Linked DNA regions of Homo sapiens: region 1 is linked to region 2. A link is an interaction called in ENCODE POLR2A ChIA-PET data of the cell type or tissue named here. Cell type or tissue: MCF 10A. All regions are shown on one strand. Each heading gives the region's core, and the rest is flanking DNA. Links, peaks and the distances in the headings are about the cores only.

Region 1 (10,530 bases), core at 1,080-9,079, 110 kb before region 2:
AGATGTGAGGTGATGGGAATTTAAATCATTAAAAATACTTAACTAGGAGGCCATTGGGCTAAGATGGCTCCAGTGCCTTGGGTTCCGACATAAGCAAACCAAATCCCAATTTGATGTAAACAATAAAGCAAAATCTAAGCTTAACCAATTAGAAACCACCAAATAACCTTTAGCTAGAAATCTGACCAATCAGAAACCACCAACTGACCTCTAACTAGGGACTTTTCACATTGGCTAATCAAATGTTTTCTCTGTCTTGCTTCCAAGAATACTTGATGTTTCCTCTCTCACACACTTCCCACACCTCATGGAGTGCTGAACCACTTGAGGTCTGATGATGCTCAATTCATGAATTGCTGAATGCTTAAATTCATTAAAATTTTAATATGACTAAATGTATCTTTTAACACAATTATGGTTGGTGGTAGTAGAAAAAAATAGAAAAGAAAAAAATGGAAAAAAAGAAAAAACAAGAAAAGAAGCCAGGCATGGTGGCTCCTGCCTATAATAATTCCAATTCTTCAGAAGGACAAGACGGGAGGATTTCTTGAAGCCAGGAGTTTGAGACCAGCCTGGGCAACACAGTGAGATCCCGTCTCTACAAAAAATTTAAAAAAAATTAAAAATTAGCAAGGCATGGTGGCATGTGCCTATAGTCCTAGCTACTCAGGAGTCTGAGGCAAGAGGATCACTTGAGCCCAGGAGTTCAAGGCTGCAGTGAACTGTGATGGCACCACTGTACCCTAGCCTGGGCAACAGAGCAAGACCCTGTCTCTAAAAAAATAAAAGATACTAAAAAATAAAAAAACAAGGAAAGAATCAATTGGATCTGTGTATTGACTAATTTGAGACAGCTCTTAGATGTATTCATAAACGTAACTATAAACTCCAATCAATATGTCCAAAACTAAGCTCAGAATCTCCGTTCATCCAAACCTATTCTTCCTCTCGTTTCTCTATCTCAGTAAGTGGTACCTTTATTCTTCCAGTTGCCCAAACCAGAAACTAAAATGGAAGATGTTGCCTCGTCACTCTTCCCTTCCCACAGCCCCATCTCTAATATATCACCAGGTTATAATATTTCTCTATTATTTCTCAAGTCCACCCACTTCTTTCCAACTTTTTGCTATTTCCCTCATCAAGGCCACTGTCAGTTCTTGTGTGAATTATCACAGGACTCCTAAGACATCTCCCTGCCATTCACTATTATTAAAAAGACAACAACAACAAAAAAAAACAGATGATGGTGAGGATACTGAGAAAAGGGAACTCTTACACACTGTTGATCAGAATGTAAGTTAATACAATCACTGTGGAAAACAGTATGGGAATTTCTCAAAAAACTAAAAATATAACGACCATAAAATCCAACGTTTCCACTACTGGGTATCTACTCAAAGGAAAGGAAATCAGTTTATCAAAGGGATACCTAAACACACATGTTACATGTTTATCACAGCACTATTCATGATAGAAAAGATATGGAATCAACCTACATGTCCATCAATGGATGAGTGGATAAAGAAAATATGGTACATATACGCTATGGAATACTATTTGACCACAAAAAAGAATGACAACATGTCATCTACAGCAACATGGATGGAACTAGAGGCCATCATGTTAAGTAACATAAGCCAGGGTGGAAGGACAAACACTACATGCTCTCACTTATATATAAGAGCTAAAAACTTGATCCCATGAACATAGAGAATAAAATGATAGACACCGGAGAGTGAGAAGGAGGCAGGAATGAAGAAAGGTTGGTTATGGGTACACACATAGGGTTAGATAGAAAACTAAGTTCTAATGTTTGATAGCAACCTAGGGTAACTATACTTAGCAACAATATTATGTATATGTCAAAGAAACCAGAAGAGAGGACTCAAAATGATACCAACACAAAAATGATAAACACTCAGGTGATAGATGCCCCAAATACCCTGAAAACTCTCAGGTGATGACAGATACTCCAAATACCCTTACTTAATCATTACATAGTCTATGCATGTAACAAACACTCATATGTATCCCATAGATATGTACATTATTATATATCAATAAAGGGGAAAAAAATCTCCCTGCCTTATCCCACTGTTCCCCTACCCATTTTCAAAACCATAGCCAGAATTATATTTCTCAATAATGTCAATCTGATATCAGCAACATTGCAACTTAAGCTACTCACATGTGCAAATAAAATGTAGCTTCTTTATTTTCTTTAATCTTCATGGGTCCTCATCCAACAGAATAGTGGAAGAGAGTATAAAGCAGTTAAACCTGCCAATAGAGGGCACTTTCATTTCCTCTGTTTTTTTTAATACTGAAATATTCAGTCTCCATAGAGACTGTCAAAAATTGCCAATGCCAACTATATTGCAAGTTGTCACGGCCAGGTATTGGGAAAAGTTTTCAATTAGCAATAATTACTCCTGGATAAACCTCATTGGCTACAATACTGTCACTGCATGAAGCTCATTTCTTCTATTTTTAAGTCTTTTTAAAGTTGTTCTAACTTCCCTGGAATTTTGTTGTAACTCACAGCCTTCCTCTCTCTCATCCTTTCATCAACAATATCAATCCTATACCCTCTGGGAATCTTTATCCCACACATTGAAAAGATGAGGTTCCCCTAGGTGATGATTTCTCAGTAGTACTTCCCTATTCAATCATCAATCCACTAAATATACTTCATTTTGTGTGTAAAACTTGGCTTATTTGGAAATACCCAAGTCAAGACTGTTCCCTGTCATACAAGTTATGTAACTGATGCCTGGGTACTTTGTGACCTGGTGAAACCAGTAAATTAGCCCTTTAAAGATTCCAAAATCTTACCAGGGACAGCAATGAGATGGCCTCCAAGAATTCTGAACAAGAACGTTAAGATTATTCTGTGAATACTAGATTTTTTTTTTTTTTGAGACGGAGTCTCGCTGTGTCGTGAATACTAGATATTTTTTGGTGTTGCAGATTTTTGCTTTTTTCTGAAAAAAGTAATAAGCTTATTGTAAGATGAATCCTATATTTGAAAATCAACATGAATGGAGGCATAATAGCTATTAGTTTTGCCCATCTGCCACTCTTTCTCCGCTTTTCCTTCTGTGAACAGGCACCACCAACTTCACAACAGGGTTTTATGGGACTCATCTTGGAGTCTCATCTCTTCCTGGACACAGCAATTGGTTCAGGGGTGGACGCATGAACCAAAAAGAACTACTGGGAATCTTCCCAAAATGTCTCTGCCGGGCTGCCAAAAGAAGAAGAATCTCTTATTTCTCGAGTCACTAAATCAAGGGCTGCCTGCCAGACATGTCATCCTCTCCCTCACCTCCTCCACGAGGGAGAGAGTCAGGCTGCCATGGAAGAGAATGGAGCTGGCTTCAGAAGGAGGCAGAGACGAGACAGACAAATAGAGAGGCCAGACATCATTCAGGTTCTCAGTTCCAGTTGTCACTAAAGCCAGTGAGACATTTTAATCTGGTTCCATTTGTCAGTGCATTTCCTTTTGTTGTTTAAGCTAAGGTGGGCTTCTATCACCACAACCAAGAGTCTTAACAATTCAGGATGAAAGTGAGGATACACAAAATCAGAACCTTGGTAATACTAGTGTTTGTTTCTTTGGATAAACAAGCAAATGCTGCAAAAGAACTCTAGAACTTCTTCCCATTCACCACAAAATGTAAAGAGATACTTTCACTTTCTTATGAAGTTTCTCATTCACTTGTCATTATCTGATACCCACACAATATCAAAGACTTGCAGTGTCTTTCTTACATTGTTCCTATTATTACATATTCAAAAAAAATCTTGTTTTAACTTTTCTTAGTACATTATCGTATCAGTACCTTTGCATTTAAAAAAACAAACTTTAAGAAATGATTAACAATTTCTAATGCAAGATACCGGTTTCTCTCATTCCCAGGAGAAGGAGAAGATGAATGCCTCATAATAGGATTTAGAGAGAAAGAAAAAACAGCTTTCCTTAGGCTGTTTCGACACATTGACATGAGAGATCGCGCTGCCTGATCTCAGCAGGGAAGAGCTTGAGGAAGGCAGGAGATGGGCTAGGAAACAATGGAGACAAACGAGGTGCATTTGCGAAGACCCCCACCATGGGTTCTCCTTGCACAGTTTCTTCAGTTGATTTGGAATGCTATAAATTTCTGGAACACCAGACACACCCAGGTTCCAGTGCAAGTACAAAAACATATCCCACGCCAAATCCAAATTATTTTTGTATCATCTACCATTTGAGATTATGCCCTGTTCTTCCCCTTTCCCTCAGAGCAGATAAGCAAGAATCAACTGTGTAGTTATTAACTAAGAAAAAGAAAATGGGATGAATGGGTTGATGGGAGATGCTGCAGGGTCACAATGGACGACTGAGCAGAAGACTGTTTGGTATCACATCCCCAGCTCGATCAGTGGCTTATGCAAGAGACTGAGTAACTGCTTACCTAATTTTACTGCTAGGTGAGAACAACATGTCCTTCCTCCTTCCTAGCATGCTATGAAAACTAAAGAGATAACATCTTAAAATACTTAAATACTTGGAAAAAAATGATAGCATAGAAACATGATATTACCACCACACTCCAAGGTAGCATATATTTTCTTCATACACAGTACAAAAATTTTCCATAACAGACCCCCCAAAATTTGAAAAGCCAAGGAATTCCTACTTGCTTTGTGAGTAAATCTCTTATCAAGAGCTTAGAGAATGTAAAATTCATTGTGCACATGTACCCTAAAACTTAAAGTATAATAAAAAAAAAAATTACGGAATTTTTGTTAGTACTCTGTGTGTCATAATTGGGATTATATTTTTAAATAAGTTATCTTTTAGAGATATATTCAAAATACTTATAAGTGATATAATGTCTGGTGTTTTCTTCAAACTAATCCAGGAGAAAGGAAGAAAAACAGCATGGTAGTATAGATAAAATAATTGGACAGAGTTTATAATTATGGAAGCTGGGTGATGCATATCTGGGGATGAATTATATAATTTCTCATATTTTGTATATATTTAAATTTTTCATAATAAAAACATTTGAAATGCTAAAAAAGTTAAAGTAAAAAATAAAACAAAAAAAAGAGAATGTAAAATTTAACCCTCTGCTATGTGCACTTATTTGATTTCAATAAATGTTACACATATTCAAGTGAGAAGAATATTTGATCAAACACTTTAACCAAGGATTAAAATGAAGTCTTTATAAATTATATATGAACGTTCCCTTAGTTTTGGAGGAAATAAAAAAGTATAATTTCAGGGTTTTTTTATTCTAACTCTATTTTGGAATTTCAAAGTCACTGATACCTTTAAAAGATATATATTTTTTAAAACTTATCTAAAAGGCAAATATGACATGGTCCTTACTACATAAGATGAAGGACTTTAGTGGCTTCTAGACTTGTACATAAGAAATTGAAATTTTAACTTCTAAATTTCAAGTTCAGATCTATTAATCACAATTGCAAAGTTCCAGGAAGAATTTTATGCAAAGTGCTGTAGATACCTAAATATGGATTAGGTCGGAATTAAATCTATTTCAAGTTAAGTGCCAACTCTAATCACTTGTTAGTCATTTCTAGAACCCTGTATTTAAAAAATTCTGAGGTCACATCTAGTTTTAGCAATACAGAATACTGTGATCAATTGACAATGTCTGCCACAGGCTCAGAAATGGGACATGGTGAGCACGGTGACATCAATGCATTGTATGTGCCGTCTCTGGGGTATAAAGCAATTGTCCCTTAATATAGTAACACTTTCATTGTTAGTGATTACTGTCTAACTCAGAAGTTATTTGAATTAGTCACTGTTCTCCAAAAAAAAAAAAAAAAAAAAAAACAATATATAGGATGGAAGGAGAGAGAGAGAGAGAGAGAGAGAGAGAGAGAGAGAGATTTATTTTAAGGAATTAGCTCACACAATTCTGAGGGCTGGCAAGTCTGAAAATTTAGAGGGGAGCCCAGCAGGCTGGAGACCCAGAGAAAAGCTGATGTTGTAGTTTAAGTCCAAAGGCTGTCCAGAGGCAGAATCCCTTCTCCCCCAGGGGAACCTCAGTCTTTTCTCTTAAGGTCTTCAACTGATTGGATGAGGCCCCCCAACCTCACGGAGAGAAATCTGCCTTACTCAAAGTCCACTCATTTAAATGTTAATCACATCTTTAAAAAAATCTTCACAGCAACATCCAGACTCCTGTTTGACACAAATCTGGGTACCATGGCCTACCCATGTTGATATAAAAACTTAAACATCACAGCATTAAGAGTTATTTCTTGGCCGGGCACAGTGGCTCATGCCTGTAATCCTAGCACTTTGGGAGGCCGAGGTGGGCAGATCACCTGAGGTCAGGAGTTCAAGACCAGCCTGGCCAACATGGCAAAACCCCATCTCTACTAAAAATACAAAAATTAGCCTGGCATGGCGGTGGGCACCTGTAATCTCAGCTACTCGGGAGGCTGAGGTAGGAGAACGACTTGAACCCAGGAGGTGGAGGTTACAGTGAGCCGAGATCGCGCCATTGCACTCCAGCCTGGGCTACAAGAGCAAAAACTCTGTCTCAAAAGAAAAAAAAAAGAGTTATTTCTTTGTTGACAATGTACTAAGTGCAGATCTCATGTTCTTGACATTGCCCAAACAGAATCATCTCACTATTTCTCACGATGATCCTCTGATGAGTGTATTATTATCCACTCTTCATAGATAAGCAAAGCAAGCCAAGATGTTAAGCAACTTTTCCAAGGCCAAGAACTAATCAGTTGAGAGAAGTCTTGCTAAAATAATGCTGTTTCAATGTTTCTCCAACCTCACTGTTTTAAATAGCATTTCTCTACATATCTACATAGCCTACATATATATATATACACACACATATATATACACATATATACACACACATGTATACACACATATACACATGTATACACACACATACACATGTATACACACACATACACGTGTATACACACACATACACGTGTATACACACACATACACGTATATACACACACATACACATGTATATACATGTATACACATGTATATACACACGTATACACATGTATATACACACATGTATACACATGTGTATACACACATGTATATACACATATATACATATATACACATATATACACGTGTGTATATACACGTGTGTATATACACGTGTGTATATACACACATATATATATATACACACACATATATATACACATATATATATATTTTTTGGAGACAGGGTCTCACTTTGTCATGCAGGCTGGAGAGCAGTGGTGTGATCACAGCTCACTGAAGCCTCGACCTCCTGGGTTCAGGCTATCCTCCCATCTCAGCCCCACAAGCAGCTGAGACCACAGGCATGTACCACAACACCCGGCTAATATTTTTTTTTATTATTATTTTTGGTAGAGAAGGAATCCCCCTATGTTGTCCAGGCTGGTCTTGAACTCCTGGGCTCAAATGATCCTCCCATCTAAGCTTCCCAAAGTGCTAGGTTTACAGGTGTGAGCCACCGTGCCCGACCCTCTACATAACCTCTCCAAAACCTCCCTAATTGCTTTACTCTCCCTCTGCATATGAATATACATAGGTCTATTCCATTTCATACTGTACTTAAACAACATGGGTGTTTCCCTACTAAAACCTTTCTGATTGCACCCAATTTCTTAAACGCTGCCTCTGCTTCCCCATCTCTCACTCCCCTTCTGCCACAGGATTCAAAACTCAGGAGTGATGGCTGAAGGCGAAAGCTCAGATTCTCTCCTCAGTTGCACTTCTGCGCTCTCTCTTGGTACCACTTGGCACTACGGACGCCCTTTACCCCTTGAGACACTCTCTCTCCCCTCCATGGCTGCCAGGAAAGTCCCACACACTCCTTCTCTGTTTGTGACCATTTTCTGTTTCCTTCAATGGAGCCATTCTTAATCTTGGCTTTCTACACACCTGGAATGTCTCTGCATCCTCTTCTCCAGGGTTCAGCAAGCTTTCTGTAAAGGACCAAATGGTAAGCACTTTAGCCTTTGCAGGTCATAGGGTCTCTGCTACAAGTGCTCTCCTCTATTTTATCTCAAATGTATCTGACCCCAGACAATACTAAAAGGATGGGTGCGACTGTGTTTCAATAAAACTTTATTTATTGGCACTAAACTTGAATTTCATGTAATTTTTATGTGTCACAAAATATTATTCTCTTAAAACAATTTCTCCATGATTTAAAGGCCATTCTTAGCTCACAGGCCATATTAAAACAGATAATGTACTGGGCAGTAGATTGCCAACACCTACATTATAAACCCTAAATCATCTTTAAAATCTAGGTCAAATTCAACCTCCTCCCTAGAGCCTTCTGTAAGTACTCTAGGGTAAAGTGACATCTTCTGCCTCTAAGTAAACACATCTGATAACTCTCATTATTATCTGTTTCATATTCTCTATTGTCCCCTGACCTCTAAAACAAGGTTAGGTCGGGGCGCACAGTGGCTCACGCCCATAATGCCAGCACTTTGGGAGGCCAAGGCAGGCAGATTGCTTGAGATCAGGAGTTCGAGACCAGCCTGGCCAATATGGTGAAACCCTGTCTCTGCTAAAAATACAAAAAAAAAAATTAGCTAGGCATGGTGGTGGTCGCCTGTAATCCCAGCTACTCAGGAGGCTGAGGCAGGAGAATTGCTTGAACCTAGAAGGCAAAGGTTGCAGTGAGCTAGGATGGCGCCACTACACTCCAGCCCGGGTGACAGAACGAGACTCCTCTCAAAATAAAAATAAAATAAAATTAAAATTTAAAATAAAACAAGGTTAAATATTTTACTGATTTTACACTTTTCACGCATACAAATCCTCTCTCTCTCAGATTGCAAAAAACCTTAAGAACCGAAACAATGTCTTCCATTTATATATCCTTCATGGTGCCTTGCAGATTGTAAGTCTTCAATAAATTCTGGTTTGTAATACAATGTTAATATTAAAAATACATATAAATATATATGTAAATACATATAAATACGTGTGTGTATATATATATACGTGTGTGTGTGTGTGTATATATATATATATATATATATATATATATATATATACACATTTTTTTTTTTGAGACAGAGTCTCACTCTTGCCCAGGCTGGAGTGCGGTGGCACAATCTCGGCTCACTGCAACCTCTATCTCCTGGGTTTAAGCGATTCTCATGCCTCAGCCTCGTGAGTAGCTCACATTACAGGTGTGTGCCTCTATACCGGCTAATTTTTGTATTTTTGGTAGAGACGGTGTTTCGCCATGTTGGCCAGGCTGGTCTCCAACTCCTGGCCTCAAGTGATCCTCCCGCCTCAGCCTCCCGAAGTGCTGGGATTACAGGCATTGAGCCACTACACCAAAATACATATATTTTAAAAGACTATGTTGTCCAAATAAACTTCTCTCTTGCACAATACATTGAGTGAATGGAGGTCTAAATGCCCGCTTTATATCAGGTACTGATAAAAGCTTTTATATACATTAATACATTATTTCAATTAACTGTCATGACAGTCCAGTGATGTAGGCAGCATTATCTCCCTTTTACCAAAGAGGAAGCTGAGGCTCCAAGGCAATTGAATTGCCCATGTCATCGAGATCTTCTAACTTTGAACTCCACACCTCTACATTTGCTTCAGTTCAGAAGGAAGAATTAAAAAGACTTTTTTCTAATAATCGTAATTATTATCATCCCTTTAGGAAGCATATGGCCATGGATGAAGAGGATGAAAGCAAGTGTAAAGTTCAAAAATGCTCAAGGAACTTATTTTACCCAGGCTCCTCTACTCGAAATCACTTCCATCCTTGACCTCCCAATCCCATCTATCACCAATTGCTGATTCCAGCTCAGTGCTACCCACTTCACTCTGCTCTGCTAAATACTAATTTGTCTTCCCATCTCAAGTCATGCCTCCTTCCCATTCATTCTTCACTCTGTTATCAGAATGACCCTTCTAAAACACAAATTTGTTCATATTACTTTGCTGCTTAAGCCCTGCAAAGATGTCCTTTTGCCCGTAGAAGGAGTCTACACCACTTGAAACGGTACATAAAGCTCTCCACATCTGCCGGGTGCAGTGGCTCACGCCTGTAATCCCAGCACTTTGGGAGGCTGAGGCAGCAGGATCACCTGAAGTCAGGAGTTCAAGACCAGCCTGGACAACATGGAGAAACCCTGTCTCTACTAAAAATACAAAAAATTAGCTGGGCATGGTAGCACATGCCTGTAATCCCAGCTACTCCAGAGGCTGAGACAGGAGAATCACTTGAACCCTGGAGACAGAGGTTGCAGTGAGTCAAGATCACGCCACTGCACTCCAGTGAGGGTTACAGAGCAAGACTCTGTCTCCAAAAAAAAAAAAAAAAAAAAATTCTCCACATCTGGACCCTACCCCTGACCCCCACCTCACCTGACCCCTCATGTGCCTTCATGCTCGGTGCTCCAAGTTCTCACAGTTGCTCCATCAGGCCATAGACACTGTACTCAACCACCGCTCTCATGTCTGTTCTC
Region 2 (10,530 bases), core at 1,589-9,588:
GTGAGCCACCACACCCAGCCAAAAGTCTACTTTTTTTAGTCCATTCACGTTTAGTGTAACAATTGATATGGTAGGATTTAGGTTAACCATTTTACTATTTTTTTCTCTTTTTTCCCACTGATGTTTTGTATCTCTCTTCTTACTTCCCTGCTTTCTAAGTATTTGAATATTTCTTTAAAATTCTATTTTATCTATCTGCTTTTTAGTTATGTCTCATTGTATTTTTTTACTGTTTTCTTGGAGATTACTATAAAAATATATATGTATATATGTGTATATATATGTATATATATGTGTATATATATGTGTATATATATATGTATATATATGTGTATATATATGTGTATATATATGTGTATATATATGTGTATATATATGTATATATATGTGTATATATATGTGTATATATATGTGTATATATATATTTTTTTAAATATATATTTTTTTAAGACAAAGTCACTCTGTCACCCAAGCTGGAGTGTAGTGGTGTGGTCACGTCTCACTGCAACCTCCACCTCTGGGCTCAATGGATCCTGCCACCCCAGCATCCTGAGTAGCTGGGACTACAGGCTCATGCCACCATGCCCAGCTAATTTTCTTATTTTTTGTAGAAATGAGGTCTATGTTGCCCAGGCTGGTCTCGGACTCCTGGACTCAAGCAACCCTCCTGCCTTGACCTCCCAAAGTGCTGGGATTACAGGTGTGAGCCACTGCATCCAGCCTATAACTTTACAGAAAGTTTACCTTTTATTTAACTTTTCACAATGTAAAGTTAATACCGAACTACTTCATGTAAAATCTGGAAACCTTCGAAACATACAAGTCCATTCACCATCTCTCTGCTTTTTTGCTATGGTTGTCAAATGTATTACATCTATTAGAACCCCCACAGACAATGTTATCATTTTTTCTTTAAACACTCATAAAAAGTTTAAATAAATTAGCTCAAAAAAGTAACATTCATAAAATATCTCTAATTTTCTTAAAGGAAAATATTCTTAGTAAAATGCCTGGAAGATCTAAGTACTTTGTATCTATCTATCACAATATTTAGTTCCTTCTTATTACCCCCAAGTAACTGGCTCTGCTTTTATTATTTTTAATTTTCAGTCTTTTAGACCTTGTTTATCTGATGCCATTCCAGGATTATACGTAGTTGAAAAAAGAAAAACAAAACAAAACATAAAATCTCTTCATTTGTTTCGCTTTTGGTCAAAACATTTGCATTGTCAGTAATGTCATAACAATCACGTTTTCAAGGCAGGAAACTAAACACATCTTTCAACAAAGAAATACCTCACATTCTGATAGGTAAGCCTTACGGGGAGAGTCTTTGATGGTCTATTGGCCCTTCCCATTTTTATAACAATCTACTCATTTGGTGGACATTTTTATGACAACCAAGACAGCATTCAAGACATCTGGAGTATAGAATGCTACAATTATAAAAGTACTCAATTAAAATTCTTATTTATGTTCGTGTAAAATGTATGAAATGTTCTGGAGAAACAGGCTGGGAAGATAACTATCTTCGCAAGCTCCTATTACAGTGATGACAAGTGTAATTTGGTACTGCAGTTCTATAAAAGCTTTGCTTCTCCGCCACCTCTTACAAGCCCTGCATAAGGTGAGGCAGAAAAAGGAGCCCCATCACTCACTCTGGCTCTATCACCTGGGTTTTTACCCACAGGTGAACAAAAGCTCCACAATTCACTTGAAGTCATGTAAGTCCAGGTGAATCCGGAACCCAAGAAAAATTAATAGTCAAAGAGGAATCAGTGACATTTTCAACAAAATGTACACTCCCAAAGCCTTTTGTGTTTGGGGGGGAATTATTGCGCTTGTTTTAGTTTTTTTGTTTCTGGTTTTGTGTCATTTTTAAGAGATGGGGAAGGAAAACCCTTTTCTCTGGAGAAATAAAGAAATTCTGTCCAGATGGGGTGGCTCATGCCTGTAATCCTAGCACTTTGGGAGGCCGAGGCAGGCGGATCACCTGAGATTGGGAGTTTGAGAGCAGCCTGGCCAACACGGTGAAACTCCGTCTCTACTAAAAATACAAAAATTAGCTGGGCATGGTGGCGTGCACCTGTAATCCCAGCTACTCGGAAGCCTAAGGCAGGAGAATCACTTGAACCCTGGAGGTGAAGTTTGCAGTGAACCAAGATCACGCTATTGCACTCCAGCCTGGACGGCAAGAGTGAGACTCTGTCTCAAAAAAAAGTAAAGCTCTATATCCTTGACCACACAGTTTCTATATCCACACAGAAACTGGGCAGGCATGGTGGCTCACACCTGTAATCCCAACACTTTGGGAGGCCGAGGCAGGCTGATTATGAGGTCAAGAGATGGAGACCATCCTGGCCAACATGGTGAAGCCCCATCTCTACTAAAAATACAAAAAATTAACTGGGTGTGGTGGTGGGCACCTGTAGTCCCAGCTACTTGGGAGGCTGAGGCAGGAGAATCACTGGAACCCGGGAGTCAGAGGTTGCAGTGAGCCGAGATCATGCCACTGCACTCCATTTTGGTAACAGAGTGAGACTCTGTCTCAAAAAAAAAAAAGAAAAGAAAAAGAAAATTTGCTGTACTTACCATCTTTTTTCATTTAGTGCTTTCACGTAGATGTCTCCTCAGGTAGACACAGGGATAAGATACTAATCTAATACACAATGATATGAGGGCCAATTAATCATTCCATTTTGTTTCAGAGTTGTGACTTCTTAGATAAAATATTCTATGTAAACACACAAAATATATGATTAACTTTGCTCATTTTAGGGTCAAAGAGGAAAAAAATCACTTTATTTCTTTTTTAAGTCTTCATTCCTTTCACGCACATAAGAAACTGATGTACTTAGCAAGGTGTGTTCATTTAGGTCCAGAAGATTTCAGAGGTGGCCTTGAATCCTATTATATAGATCCTAGTGTAACCATTATTCAGCAAAGCAGTATTGTCAAAAACATTTTTCAATTTATTTATATCCAAACTTTAAAATGCTCTCATATTGATTTTAAGGCATTTCCAACTGCAACACAGAACAATAGATTTTCAATAGCTTCTGGTGAGAATTCATGAACAGTGTTTACATTTTTTCACTCAGATGACCCTAATTTGCTGAGGTACCTAAGATTATGAGCTGTTTTTACAGATCCCTTTATTTAGTCAACATGTACTTACTGAACATTTACTGTGTGCCAAGTCCAGTGTGGAAAATACAGAAACACAGAGACAAATGATTCTTTCCCGTGCTTTTATTTCTTTTTTCTTTTCTTTTTTTTTTTTTAATCTTTTTTTTTTTTTTTTTGAGACAGAGTCTCACTCTGTCACCCAGGCTGGAGGGCAGTGGTGAGATCTTGGCCCACCTCCACCTCCTGAGTTGAAGCGATTCTTCTGCCTCAGACCCCCGAGTAGCTGGGATTACAGGCGCCCGCCACCACAGCTGGCTAATTTTTGTATTTTTACTAGAGACAAGGTTTCACCATGTTGGTCAGGCTGGTCTCAAACTCCTGACCTTGTGATCTGCCCGCCTCGGCCTCCCAAAGTGCTGGGATTATAGGCGTGAGCCACCGCACCCAGCCCTCTGTTTTATCTCTATCTTTCATGTTAAATGTTTTGTTCAGATATCTGTTATTTCTTAGTTGTCTGTTAATATTTATTTTTATTTTTATTTATTTATTTATTTGTGAGATGGAGTTTCACTCTTGTTGCCCAAGCTGGAGTGCAATGGCACGATCTCGGCTCACTGCAACCTCTGCCTCCCAGGTTCAAGCGATTCTCCTGCCTCAGCCTCCGGAGTACCTGGGATTACATGCGCCCACCACCACGCCCAGCTAATTTTTGTATTTTTAGTAGAGACAAGGTTTCACCATGTTGGCCAGGCTGGTCTCGAACTCCTGACCTCAGGTGATCCACCCACCTCAGCCTCCCAAAGTTCTGGGATTACAGGTGTGAGCCACTGTGGCCTGCCATCTGTTAATATTTAATAGTGAAGGACCAAAGAGTTGATTGGAAGCGCTGGACACATGTGTGGGTCTAGTCATCTGTGGGTTTCTCTGTGAATGATCTGGCTGGGCCATTTTATTGGAGAACTTGGGATTTTCCATATATTTAGTTATTTCTCTTGGACTGGTCCATTCCAAAGACTCTTTCAGCCTCCTACCTTGATAAAGACTTGGTCTCCAGCACTCTGGGAACCAAGGGAAGAAGAGAAAAAATCTCAGCCTCCTAAACAATTTAAAGAGCCTTACCAGTTATCTTAAATTGCACTAATGCTATAGTTTCTTTTTTGAGGCCTAACAAATACACTGTATTTTACATTATCAGAATGTAATTTACATTAATTACTATGTTAATGAGTACATAAAACATTCTTTTGCATAAAAAAGCTTAGCCTCCAATATGCATACATTCATTTAATCCTCCTAATTTTCTGTTTGGCATTCCTGCCCTCAACTGGGGCTTGTTTTTTTTTTTTTTTTTTTGGAGGCGGAGTCTCACTCTGTTGCCTAGGCTGGAGTGCAGTGGCGCAATCTCGGCTCGCTGCAACCTCCACACCTCCCAGGTTCAAGCGATTTCTCCTGCCTCAGCCTCCTGAATAGCTGGGACCGCAGGCGCCTGCCACCACGCCTGGCTAATTTTTGTATTTTTAGTAGAGACGGGGTTTCATCATGTTGGCCAGGCTGGTCTTGAACACCTGGCCTCATGTGATCCTCCTGACTTGGCCTCCCAAAGTGCTGGAATTACAGGCATGAGCCACCGTACTAGAAACTGGGGCTTGTTTACTCTGTTTAGAAATACTGTATCTTTCCCCTCTCCAGAAAATAAGCCTATAAATCCTCACTTTTCCACTGGGTGGGGACTGATTATTCCCTATCCAAAGTGTGTTTTTGTTGGGGTTCGAAGAGAAGTGGGGAACTAAGGAATGAACAACTTAGACAAACTGTTAACAGTCTTTTGGTTTTTTTTTTGTTTAAATTTATTTATTGCAGAACACCTCAGAGACTTTATTATTCCAGCATGTGTTGTGAATCTTCTAGATTTGGCAGGTCCTTGTTTAACCATAGGGCCCTTTTCCTACAGGTGTGTCCGAGGAATTCATCTGAGAGAAATACTGCATTAGATGCTTAAAATAGGTGAAGATCTCTTGAAACTTTAGATAGGAAGAGGTGCCACCACTTGACTCCATGGCATGTCTTTGGAGGTTCCTGGGACAGTACTCAGGAGTTTGGACACTGTCATCTTTATTCATCCAATTTTGTCCTGGGCAAGATCTTGCTGGTTGAAACGAAGTGATTTGGGGGTTGTTTCCTTCATCAAAGAAGCTGTTGAATAGTTCTGAAGGCTAGATCTTTACCTAGAAGTCTATGCGAGTTTCTATTCAATATCTATCTACTCCTACTGTTTCTTTGTAAACAAACTATAGCGATTAGACAAAAATTGGGCAGTACGCCAAGTTCCAATTGGCAAGATTATGTGAGTGGATATATACATATACATATATACATATATATATATGTATATATAGTCATTCAAATGTCTTTGGGTACCAAATAGCATTAAGCTTTAACCTTCATATTTAAGAATATTACCATTTATATGACACCAAATGCCTTCATGGGGTGACATGCACTGAGAGGGTCAGATGGAATAAAGATTGCTGATTTACAAACAAAAATGAAACTTCTGAGTTTTCATGTAACAAACTCTTCCAATCGTATATAGCTTTTATGGGATTTATTGTGCTTTTCTTCTTTTTATTTTTTTGAGACGAGGTCTCATTCTGTTGCTCAGGCTGGAGTGCAGTGGTGTGAATACAGCTCCCTGCAATCTCAGCCTCCTGGGCTCAAACGATCCTCCCACTCAGTCTCCAGGTAGCTGAGTCAACAAGCACGAGGCACGCACCAACCTAATTTTTTTAGTTTTTATAGAGACAGGGTCTCCTGGGCCCAAGCAGTCCTCCTGCCTTGACTTCCCAAAGTGCTGGGATTACAGGCATGAGCCACCATATTTTTTGTCTTAATAGTCACTGTTAAAACAGTTACAAATTTCCAGGTTTTGTCACCTATAACTTCAGTATGAGTAATTTTTAAAAAAGTCTCCCATTGATTAGTTTCACACTGTAGTCAAGAATCTAACCAAAGATGGAATTTGGTTAACTTCAAAGTAGGGACCAGATTTAGTAATAGAGAATAAAGCCCTTCTTTGTTACATTACAGCCCACGAGTTAATCCAAAAAGTTCTGGTGGGCTTAATTACAGATAGGAAAAGGAATTTAGCTAGATTTTTAAAAATATTTTTATGTAGGCAGGCCAGGTCATGTTTATCTAAGGATTCTCTAATTGGATGCCATGAAGTGACATGCTTAATGTGAGCTGCAATATAAGAATGAAATGACAACATGAAGTAGAACAAGATAACTTAGTAGTGGGGAGAATAAAAATTAACTGAAGATAGTTAACCCCAAAACATTACTTATTTGAAATCAAGTCACATAATTGCACTTGGAACCTGGTATATTGCTCAATTTTTGTCTAATTGCTGTAGCTCGTTTACAGATAAACAGTCAGAATATGTTTGAACCCAGATAGTCATTAAATGAGCATAACAATGATAAGCAATTAAATTATTTGCAACTTTGAAAAGTTGGTTAGGCATAGTTGCCTTTTGAAAATCATTTTCCCTTGAAAACTCACTAATACTGTTTAAAAATACACAAGGTATTACATGTTTGCTTGCATTATAATCACAGTTTCATGTTCACATACCTTATCAAAAATCCAACACCAACACTGTATCAACAGTGCAACATGAAGAGGAAATTTGGCAAACATTAGATGTATTCAATTGCTGCAGTGGCTTAAGTCAATTCACACAGAAATAGGAGGTAATTTTTTGACATCTCCTTATCAATCAATTAGAGCTGAATCACAAAAAGAATCTAAGAAGTTTCAGGGCAGGGGTGGACACAGTAGCTCACGCCTGTAATCACAAGTTGGGAAGTCAAGGTGGAGGGATCCCTTGATCCCAGGAGTTCAAGACCAGCCTGGGCAACACAGGGAGGCTCCCGTCTTCAGACACACACAAAATTAGCCAGGCATGATGACTCACACCTGTAGTCCCAGGTACTTGGGAGACTTAGATGGCCGGATTGCTTGAACCTGGGAGGTCAAGGCTGGAGTGAGCCACGGTCATGCCATGCACTCCAGCCTGGGTGACAGAGCAAGACCCTGTCTCAAAAAGAAAAAGAAATAAAAGAGAAGAAAAGAAAGAAAAGACAAAGGGAGGAAAGAGGGAAGGAAGGAAGGAAGAAAGCGAGGAAGGGAGGGAGGGAGGGAGGGAAAAAGCTGTGGCAAAGGAATGAAGTGTGTAATATTCTTGAGCTAGATATTACTCCAATGATTAGGAAGAGTGAGGAGTCAAATAATGAGGCTAAATAAACATGTTGCCAAAATACATAACTGCAGTTTTTTACTTCAGATCTGAGAACATTGGGGATCCCTCCCCCATACCATTTATTGTGGGAATATGTAATAGTGATACTGATTTTTCTTCACTTTTTTGGAGTGCAGTGGTGCGATCTCGGCTCACTGCAACCTCCACCTCCCAGGTTCAAGTGATTCTCCTGCCTCAGCCTCCCAAGTAGCTGGGATTACAGGTGCATGCCACCATGCCCAGCTAATTTTTGTATTTTTAGTAGAGATAGGGTTTTGTCATGTTGGCCAGGCTGGTCTCGAACTCCGACCTCAGGTAATCCACTTGCCTCAGCCTCCCAAAGTGCTGGGAATACAGGCATGAGCCACCATGCCTGGCTTTTCTTCACTTTTTTTAAACTAACGCTTTTCTTTTAGTAGTTGTAGATTTACTGAAGTATTGCAGATAATAGAATTCCTCTAACCCCATTCCCAGTTTCCCAGGGGGAAACAGCTTACATTAGTATGATATTAACAGCTTACATTAGTATGATACATTTGTCACAATCAATGAATTAATATGGACACATTACAGCCGAAAAGGGCATGGTGGCTCACACCTATAATCCCAGGATTTTAGGAGGGGAAGGTGGGTAGATCACTTGAGGTCAGGAGTTTGAGACCAGCCTGGCCAACATGGTATAAAACCCTGTCTCTACAAAAAATACAAAACTTGCCGGGCGCAGTAGCTCACTCCTGTAATCCCAGTACTTTGGGAGGCTGAGGCGGGCAGATCATGAGGTCATGAGATCGAGACCATCCTGGCTAACACGGTGAAACCCCGTCTCTACTAAAAATACAAAAATTAGCTAGCTGTGGTGGCGGGCACCTGTAGTTCCAGCTACTCGGGAGGCTGAGGCAGGAGAATGGCGTGAACCCAGGAGGCGGAGCTTGCAGTGAGCCAAGATCGCGCCACTGCACTCCAGCCTGGGCGACAGAGCGAGACTCCATCTCAAAAAAAAAATAAATAAATACAAAAATTAGCCGGGTGGCACACACTTGTAATCCCAGCTACTTCGACGGGCAGGCAGGGAGGTGCTGAGGTGAAAGTATCACTTGAACCCAGGAGGCAGAGGTTGCAGTGAGCCAAGATCACGCCACTGCATTCCAGCCTGGGCTACAGAGCGAGACTCCATCTCAAAAAAAAAAAAAAAAAAGATACATTAGTGAAATTCTATACTTTATTCAAATTTCCTCCATTCTCCCCCAGTGCCCTCCTTCTGTGCTAGAATCCCATCCACATGCCACATGACATTGTATCGTCATGTCTCTTGACTTTGACAATCTGTCAGACTTTGTGTTTGATGGCCTGATAGTTTGAGGAATACTTATCAGGTATTTTGTAGAATATCCCTCAATTGCAGTTTGTCTGATGTGTTTCTCATGATCACGCTGGGGTACATGTTTTCAGAAGGAGAAGCAAAGTTCCATTTTCATCACATCATATCAAGGGTACACACTATCAGCGTGACTTATCACTGCTGAGGTGGACCTTGATCAACTGGTTGAGGTGGTGAGGGCAGACTTACCCACTGTAAAGCTACTCTTCCTCCTCTCCTCCTTTCCACAAGGTAATCTTTGGAAGGAAGTCACTATATGTAGCCCACACTGAAGAGTAGACAGTTTTCTTCCACTCTTTGAGGGTGAGGTATCTAAAAAACTTACTTGGAGTCATTCGGCACAGATCTCTCTCTTCTGTTTATGCAACCATTTATATCAGTACAGACAAAGGGATAGTTTATACTGTATTATAATGCAATCCTGCTTTACTTTGTTGCTGACATACCCCGATTATTGTAGGGTTCTTTTTTTTTTTTTGACAGGAAGTCTCACTCTTGTCCCCCAGGCTGGAGTGCAATGGCACAATCTTGGCTCACTGCAACCTCTGCCTCCTGGGTTCAAGCGATTCTCCTGCCTCAGCCTCCCGAGTAGCTGGGATTACAGACACCTGCCACCACGCCCGGCTACTTTTTGTATTTTTAGTAGAGACGGGGTTTCACCATGTTGGCCAGGCTAGTCTTGAACTCCTGACCTCAGGTGATCTGCCCGCCTCAGCCTCCCAAAGTGCTGGGATTACAGGCATGAGCCACCGCGCCCGGCCGGGTTTTTTCATCGCTTCCTATATTCCTTCTGATATACCACTTTCTCACACTACAGGATGCTCCGGACTTGCATGTTTCCCACTCCAATCTTAGAATCAGCTGTTTCTCTAAGGAGCTCATTTTTTAAAAATTGGACAATGGTATTAGAAACCAAGATCTAGGAAACCGTCATTCTCAGCAAACTAACACAAGAACAGAAAACCAAACACCGCATGTTCTCACTCGTAAGTGGGAATTGAACAATGAGAACACATGGAGATAGGGAGGGGAACATCACACACTGGGGCCTGTCATGGGGTTGGGGGCTAGAGGACGGGTAGCATTAGAAGAAATACCTAATGTAGATGACGGGTTGATGGGTGCAGCAAACCACCACAGCACGTGTATACCTATGTAACAAACCTGCACATTCTGCACATGTACCCCAGAACTTAAAGCATAATTAAAAATAATAATAATAAACAAATAAAAACAAAACCTAGGCCTGGCGCAGTGGCTCACGCCTGTAATCCCAGTGCTTTGGGAGACCAAGGCTGGTGGATCACTTGAAGCCAGGAGTTTGAGACCAGCCTGGCCAACATGGTGAAATCCCATCACTACAAAAAACACAAAAATTAGCCGGGCATGGTGGCACGTGCCTGTAATCCCAGCTACTCAGAAGGCTGAAGCAGGACAATCCCTTGAACCCAAGGCAGAGGTTGCTGTGAGCCACGATTACGCCACTGCACTCCAGCCTGTGTGATAGTGTCAAAAAAAAAAAAAACACAAGATGTAGGTTCTAGGTGTACTTGTTGCTGCGGAATAAAACCAAATCCTAATGATTTTTTTAAGTGTTACACCAATTCTTCTTGTTTGCCTCTGATGACACAGCCTCCAGACTAGCACATGCAAGTTAACTCTCTATGGTGTTTTCAACTAAGGATGCTTAAGGTCTCGTGCATTACGTGGCCAGATAAGT

Evidence for each region. Peaks named below come from ENCODE experiments on the same cell type or tissue, not always from the same donor. Only the 100,000 strongest peaks of a DNase experiment are listed, where the experiment ranks them.
Region 1: POLR2A ChIA-PET joins it to region 2 with 10 read pairs; 5 of 35 experiments call an interaction of 5 or more read pairs at or near these places.

What each region holds. Positions count from the first base shown.
Region 1 is chr13:73,183,474-73,194,003 of GRCh38, reverse strand. It overlaps the pseudogene RNU4-10P. Among named protein-coding and RNA genes, the nearest start is that of KLF5, 130 kb to the right of the region's middle. In MCF 10A, for the core only: no CTCF peak of the experiment used is centred there; a DNase peak (open chromatin) is centred at 4,433.
Region 2 is chr13:73,077,998-73,088,527 of GRCh38, reverse strand. No RefSeq gene overlaps it. Among named protein-coding and RNA genes, the nearest start is that of KLF5, 24 kb to the right of the region's middle. In MCF 10A, for the core only: no CTCF peak of the experiment used is centred there; DNase peaks (open chromatin) are centred at 5,857 and 7,096.